Regions from separate parts of the Homo sapiens genome. Here region 1 is linked to region 2. A link is a loop called in an ENCODE intact Hi-C map of the cell type or tissue named here. Cell type or tissue: MCF 10A. All regions are shown on one strand. Links, peaks and the distances in the headings refer to the core of each region. The heading gives the core; the rest is flanking DNA.

Region 1 (2,903 bases), core at 267-2,766, 130 kb before region 2:
AAAAGAAATTTTTTTTGTAGAGACAGGGTTTTGCCATGTTGCCCAAACTGGTCTCCAACTCCTGGCCTCAAGGGATCCACCTGCCTCGGCCTCCCAAAGTGCTGGGATTACAGGCGTGAGCCACCGCGCTCAGCCAGAATAAACATTTTTTTCAAGCGCACACAATTTGTTTTCCAATACAGATCACATGCTGGGCCATAAACCAAGTCTCAATTAATTTAAAATAGTTTAAGTGGTAGAGAATATGTCCTCTTTCATTAATTAATTTATTTATTTATTTATTTTGAGACGGAGTTTTGCCCTTGTTGCCCAGGCTGGAGTGCAATGGCTCAATCTTGGCTTGCTGCAACCTCCGCCTCCCGGGTTCAAATGATTCTCCTGCCTCTGCCTCCCGAGTAGCTGGGATTACAGGTGCCTGCCACCATGCCCAGCTAAGTTTTGTATTTTTAGTAGAGACGGGGTTTCACTGGTTGGCCGGGCTGATCTCGAACTCCTGACCTCATGACCCGCCCACCTTGGCCTCCCAAAGGGAATATGTTCTCTGACCACAGTGGAATTAAGTTAGAAACCTGTAACAATAAGATATCAGGCTGGGCACGGTGGCTCACGCCTGTCATCCCAGCACTGTGGGAGGCTGAGGCAGGCGGATTACGAGGTCAGGAGATTGAGACCATCCTGGCTAACACGGTGAAACCCCGTCTCTACTAAAAATACAAAAAATTAGCCGGATGTGGTGGCGGGCGCCGATAGTCCCCGCTACTGGGGAGGCTGAGGCAGGAGAATCATTTGAACCTAGGAGGCAGAGCTCGCAATAAGCCAAGATCATGCCATTGCACTCCAGCCTGGGCGACAGAGCGAGACTCCGTCCAAATAAATAAATAAATAAATAAATATTTAAAAAAATAAAACAGGTGAGAGACCTCCATGTAGGGCAATGCCCTCCCTACATGGGTGTAACAGTCGTAGGGCTGGGACAGAATTCAGCTGTCCTGATCCCCCCGCTGTCCCACCCTGCAGGTATCTTTTTGAGCACCTTCTACAAGGACCATCCAGCACATCCATAGGAATGTTCCAGAAATCCACGGCCGTGCTCAGCCCTGATTCCTCACTCCACCTCATCCTCAGTCAGGCTCTGGGGCCCTCTGAGTGGTGCCACTCCAAGAGTGAAACCAGATAGGCAGTCCATGCTTTGGATGGCAGTGAGACCCAGACGCAGTTCCAGCGCTGGCCTCTGAGCGGCAGTACAGCCCCATGGACCACCAGAGCCCCTGAAGCCCAGCTCTGGTTGGAGGTGATGCCACTCTGCACCTCCCTGGCTGCTGTTTGTATTAGTCATCTATGCTGCATAACAAATACCCCACAACTTCATGATGTAAGCAGCACACGTTCATTATCTTCCAGATTCTGTGGACAGGAGGCTGGGTGGGGCTTAGCAGGGAGCCTCTGAGTCAGAGGCTCTCACAGGCTGTGGTCAAGGTGTCAGCCACGCTGAGGTTACCCCAAGGCTTGACTAAGGGGGGATGTACTTGTTTTTTTTTCCAGACCGGGTCTCGCCCTGTTGCCCAGCCTGGAGTGCAGTTGAACAGTCTCAGCTCACTGTTCCCTCTGCTTCCCAAGTTCAAGCGATTCTAGTGCCTCAGCCTCCCGAGTAGCTGGGACTACAGGCGTGTCACATCCCACCAGGCTAATTTTTGTATTTTTGGTAGAGACGGGGTTTCATCATGTTGGCTGGGCTGGTCTCAAACTCCTGACCTCAAGTGATCTGCCCACCTTGGCCTAGCTAGGTGCTGGGATTACAGGTGTGAGCCACTGCACCACGCCCACTTTTTTTTTTTTTTTTTAAGAGATGGGATCTCGCTCTGTTGTCCAGCCTGGAGTGCAGTGGCACAATCACTGCTCACTGCAGCATCAACCTCCTGGGCTCCAGCAATCCTCCTGCCTCAGCCTCCTGCAGATTCACTTCTAAGCCCACCTATGTTGCTTTTGGCCAGAAACATCAGTTCCTTGTCATGGGGGCCTCCGCACAGGGCTGCTCACAACAGGGGAGCTGCTTCTCCCAGGAGGTGGCGGAGCAGCAGCAGCTGCAGTCTTTGGTGACCAGATTGTGAAAGTGACACTCCGTCTCTTTTGCTGTGTCAGAAGTCAGTCACCAGGCATGGTCCACACTCAAGGGGTAGGCATTACACAAGGAAATGAACTGGGTTTTGCTTTTCTTGTTGAGTTACGAGAGTTCTTTTTTGTTTTGTTTTGAGACAGGGTCTCATTCTGTTGCCCAGGCTGAGTGCAGTGGTGCGATCACAGCTCAATCCAGCCTGGACCTCTTGGGCTCAAGCAATCTTCCCACCTCAGCCTTCCCGGTAGCTGGAAATACAGGCGCACACCAACACGCCCCGCTAATTTTTTATTTTTTTGTAGAGACAGGTTTCACTATGTTTCCCAGGCTGGTCTCAAACTCCTGGCCTCAAGTGATCCTCCAACCTCTGCCTCCCACAGTGCTAAGAGTACAGGTGTGAACCATCCCATCACGCCTGGCCAAGAGAGTTATTTATTTATTTATTTATTGAGACAGAGTCTTGCTCTGTCTACCAGCCTGCAGTGCCATAACACAATCTCAGCTCACAGCAACCTCCGCCTCCCAGGGTCAAGCAATTCTCCTGCCTCAGCCTCCCAAGTAGCTCGGATTACAGGCACCTGCCACCAGGCCCGGCTAATTTTATATTTTTAGTAGAGACAGGGTTTCTCCATGTTGGTCAGGCTGGTCTCAAACTCCCAACCTCAGGTGATCCACCCGCCTCAGCCTCCCAAAGTGCTGCGATGACAGGCATGAGCCACCTCGTCCGGCCCAGCATAATTTTTTTTTTCTTTTTTTAAGATGGAGTCTTGTTCTGTCACCCAGGCTGGAG
Region 2 (2,903 bases), core at 282-2,781:
CAGAGCGAGACTCCGTCTCAAAAAAAAAAAGAACTGAGGAGTGACATGGGCGGTGTGGGTGTGTCCAAGGCCAAGTTCCTCCTCCCAGGAAAAAGACCTGCTCTCCCACCTACCCAGGGGTCTGTGTGGTGCCAGTAAGACCCATCTCTGCCTAGAGGGAGAAGCTGGAGGTGGGGAGGGGAACTCACTCCACGCTGCCAGGCCAGAGCCAGGGAGGGGAAGGGGAGCAGCTTCCTCCTCCTGATACCCCACTGTGGTCTAGGAGCACCTCAGTTTCCACGCTAGATTTTAAACATGGGGCTGTCCACAGTCCAGCTGGCCCCACCTCGATGACCCACTGGGGTCTCCAGCCCAAAGGAGTTTGAGACAGGAGGACACAGGATGAAATGGAAACATTCCCGGAAGGGCTGCCAGAGACCTTGTGGGTGAGCGAGAGCAGGGTGGGGTGGCCGGTGTGCATGCCTGGTGGACGTGCCCAGAAGCCTGCACCCCCCAGGAGGCCCGAACGTGTCCCTCTGGAGTGTCGCCCCCACCCCCAGCTGTGCAGTGGGATGGTCACTGGGCCTGCCAAGTCTCCCAAGGCAGATCCTGTCCCCAGCTGGCTCCTGACATTGAATGTTCTGAGTCTTGGTCAGTTCTGCCCGATGGAAGAGCACCAAGGAGTCTTGCCCGGCAGGATAGAGAGGAGCGGCTCTGCCCCTGCCCTGGAACAAGAGCCCCGGACGTGGGTGCAGAGCCCCTCACATGAGGACCGCCCCATCCTGCCTCTGCTGAAGGGCAGGTATAGGAAGGCTGGACCCCCTCAGCGGCCCCCCGGATGTGGGTGCAGAGCCCCTCACATGAGGACCGCCCCAGCCTGCCTCTGCTGAAGGGCAGGTATAGGAAGTCTGGACCCCCTCAGCGGCCCCCCGGATGGCACCCTGGCCCCTCTACCTGCTGGCAGTCCAGTAACCTGGAGGTGGTGGCCCAGAGAAAGGCGGGAACTTCTCCCAGGGCCCCGTCCATTGTTATTTTCACCTGTCCGGCCGCCCATTCTTTTTTTGAGACGGACTCAGTCACCCAGGCTGGAGCGCCATGTGCCATCCCAGCTCACTGCAGCCTCAACCTCCCGGGCTCAAGTGATGCTCCTGCCTCTGCCTCCCAAGTAGCAGGGACCACAAGCACACACCACCACACCCTAATTATCTTTTAAGTGGAGACAGGTTTCGCTTTGTGTGTTGCCCAGGCTGGTGGTCCGTCGTCTTTTTGACCCAGGCCTGTGTGGCTCACAAAGCAGGCAATTGCAGGGTCATCCCATCAAATCTGAGCATGGCACCAGAGCACACAAGTCAGCCACCTGCGGGCCTTGGCACCCTCGTGCTCCACGCCAGGGTCCCTGTGTGCTCAAGTCTGGGCTCCATGATGGCACTGGGGTTTGTTCTGTTTGCTGCTTTGTGCGCGTGAGGCTTTCTCTGGGTGCCTGAACAGATGCCTCCAGTTTCAGTTCTTTCTGTTTGGCCCTCCCCATCCTCTTCTCCTCCAGGGGGGATTCATGGCTCGCCTCTTGGCTCTTCTGGGCACTTGGCGAGCTTCTGCGCACTTGCGTTAGCTGCTCAGGTCTGTCTGGATGTGAGAGTCGTGTCCTCAGGCCAGGAAGCACTGGCACGGAGCAGGGCTCGGTCAATGGTCTGGATAATCCAGAGTCACTTACCTTCTGCTGTGCAGTCATTTACAATTCACGCCTGTGTGCCTGATGTCTTGTGACTCAGAATCTTCAAGACAATCACAGGCTGGCCTCACGGAGGCACGAGTGACTCATTTCTCTCATCGCACCCATTCCCTCCAGCACTCTCCTTGTGCGGGGAAACCTCAGTCACCTTGAAGACGCCTCCTGAGGCCCTCTTCTGGGTGAATGGGCTTCCTCCTTCACCATGACAGGCTACTGGGGAGAGCTGGGGTGCTCCCACCCTCTCCTCACCCCAAATGGGCCTGGCCTAGCAAAACTGGCCAGAACTGGCCACTCTGCAGTGAGCTGGCAGGGCCCTCAGCATCAGATCAACAGGTTCAACTGCAGCTGCCTCTCTGGTGGGGAGGTTATAAGGCCTGCTGGCTAGACCACTGGCCCCTGGCCAGGGAGCCACCTAGGCAGTGCCAGGGAAGGACTGGGAAGGGAAGAGAACCTGCGGTCCCTGAGTGAGGCCTTGACTGCACCCTCTCCTGTGGTTCGAAAGCCACACTTGGCCAGTATCCTGCCATGCAGGTGAGGAAGCTGGGGAGGACAGGGTCCCAGAGCCTTGTCCAAGTTGCAGAGAGGAGAGCCAGCTCTCACTCTGCAGCCCTCTGTGCCCCCAGACCCCCACTGGCCCCCGGGGACACATTTCCTGCCCTTGGGATGCTTTGGCATGGATATAGTCTGGGAACAAACGGCACATCCAGCTGCCCTGCCTGTCTCCACAGAGGGGGCAGCAGACCTAGGGGGAGGTGTCCAAGACACAGGAATGAAGTGTCCTTACCAAAAGCTTCCGAGGACAGAAATAAACCCCTCCTGCCAGCTTCTGCACTGACTGCAGCTAGAAGCCGAGCTCCACGTGGGACACAGGTGTCCCTGCTGCGGCATCTCAGCATGACGGAGGCCCATCCTTGGCTTTCCTGGAGCATGAATATCCTCTGAGGAGCACTGGCCCTGGCCTTGTAGGTCTTGCTGAGACTGGCTTAGATTTTCTGGCCCAGGAGCAATCGTCACCCAACCTCCCACTTGTAAATCTCGCCACAGAATCGGCCCACAACCGTCTCTCCGGAATCTCGGCGGACCAGCCCTGCTCCTGTGTCTCCCTCTCCCGCAGAGCCACTGCCTTCTCAGGCTCCTCAAGTGCACCTAAGAGCGGGAGTCTGGCTGCCCTCAGCACTCGCGTCCCGCCCTGCAG

What was found. Peaks named below come from ENCODE experiments on the same cell type or tissue, not always from the same donor. Only the 100,000 strongest peaks of a DNase experiment are listed, where the experiment ranks them.
Region 1: it touches region 2 in a loop (12-fold over the local background); 25 of 110 quality-filtered maps call a loop at or near these places.

Annotation. Positions count from the first base shown.
Region 1 is chr16:390,750-393,652 of GRCh38, forward strand. It overlaps LOC100134368 (a long non-coding RNA gene), which reads left to right. Exons shown (of 3, transcript NR_024453.2): 3 at 1,018-2,211. Among named protein-coding and RNA genes, the nearest start is that of NME4, 5.0 kb to the right of the region's middle. In MCF 10A, for the core only: a CTCF peak has its summit at 1,226; a DNase peak (open chromatin) is centred at 1,272.
Region 2 is chr16:523,982-526,884 of GRCh38, forward strand. It overlaps LINC00235 (long intergenic non-protein coding RNA 235), which reads right to left. Exons shown (of 1, transcript NR_024121.1): 1 at 2,866-2,903. Among named protein-coding and RNA genes, the nearest start is that of LINC00235, 2.0 kb to the right of the region's middle. RefSeq lists an enhancer at 2,290-2,851. In MCF 10A, for the core only: no CTCF peak of the experiment used is centred there; a DNase peak (open chromatin) is centred at 1,790.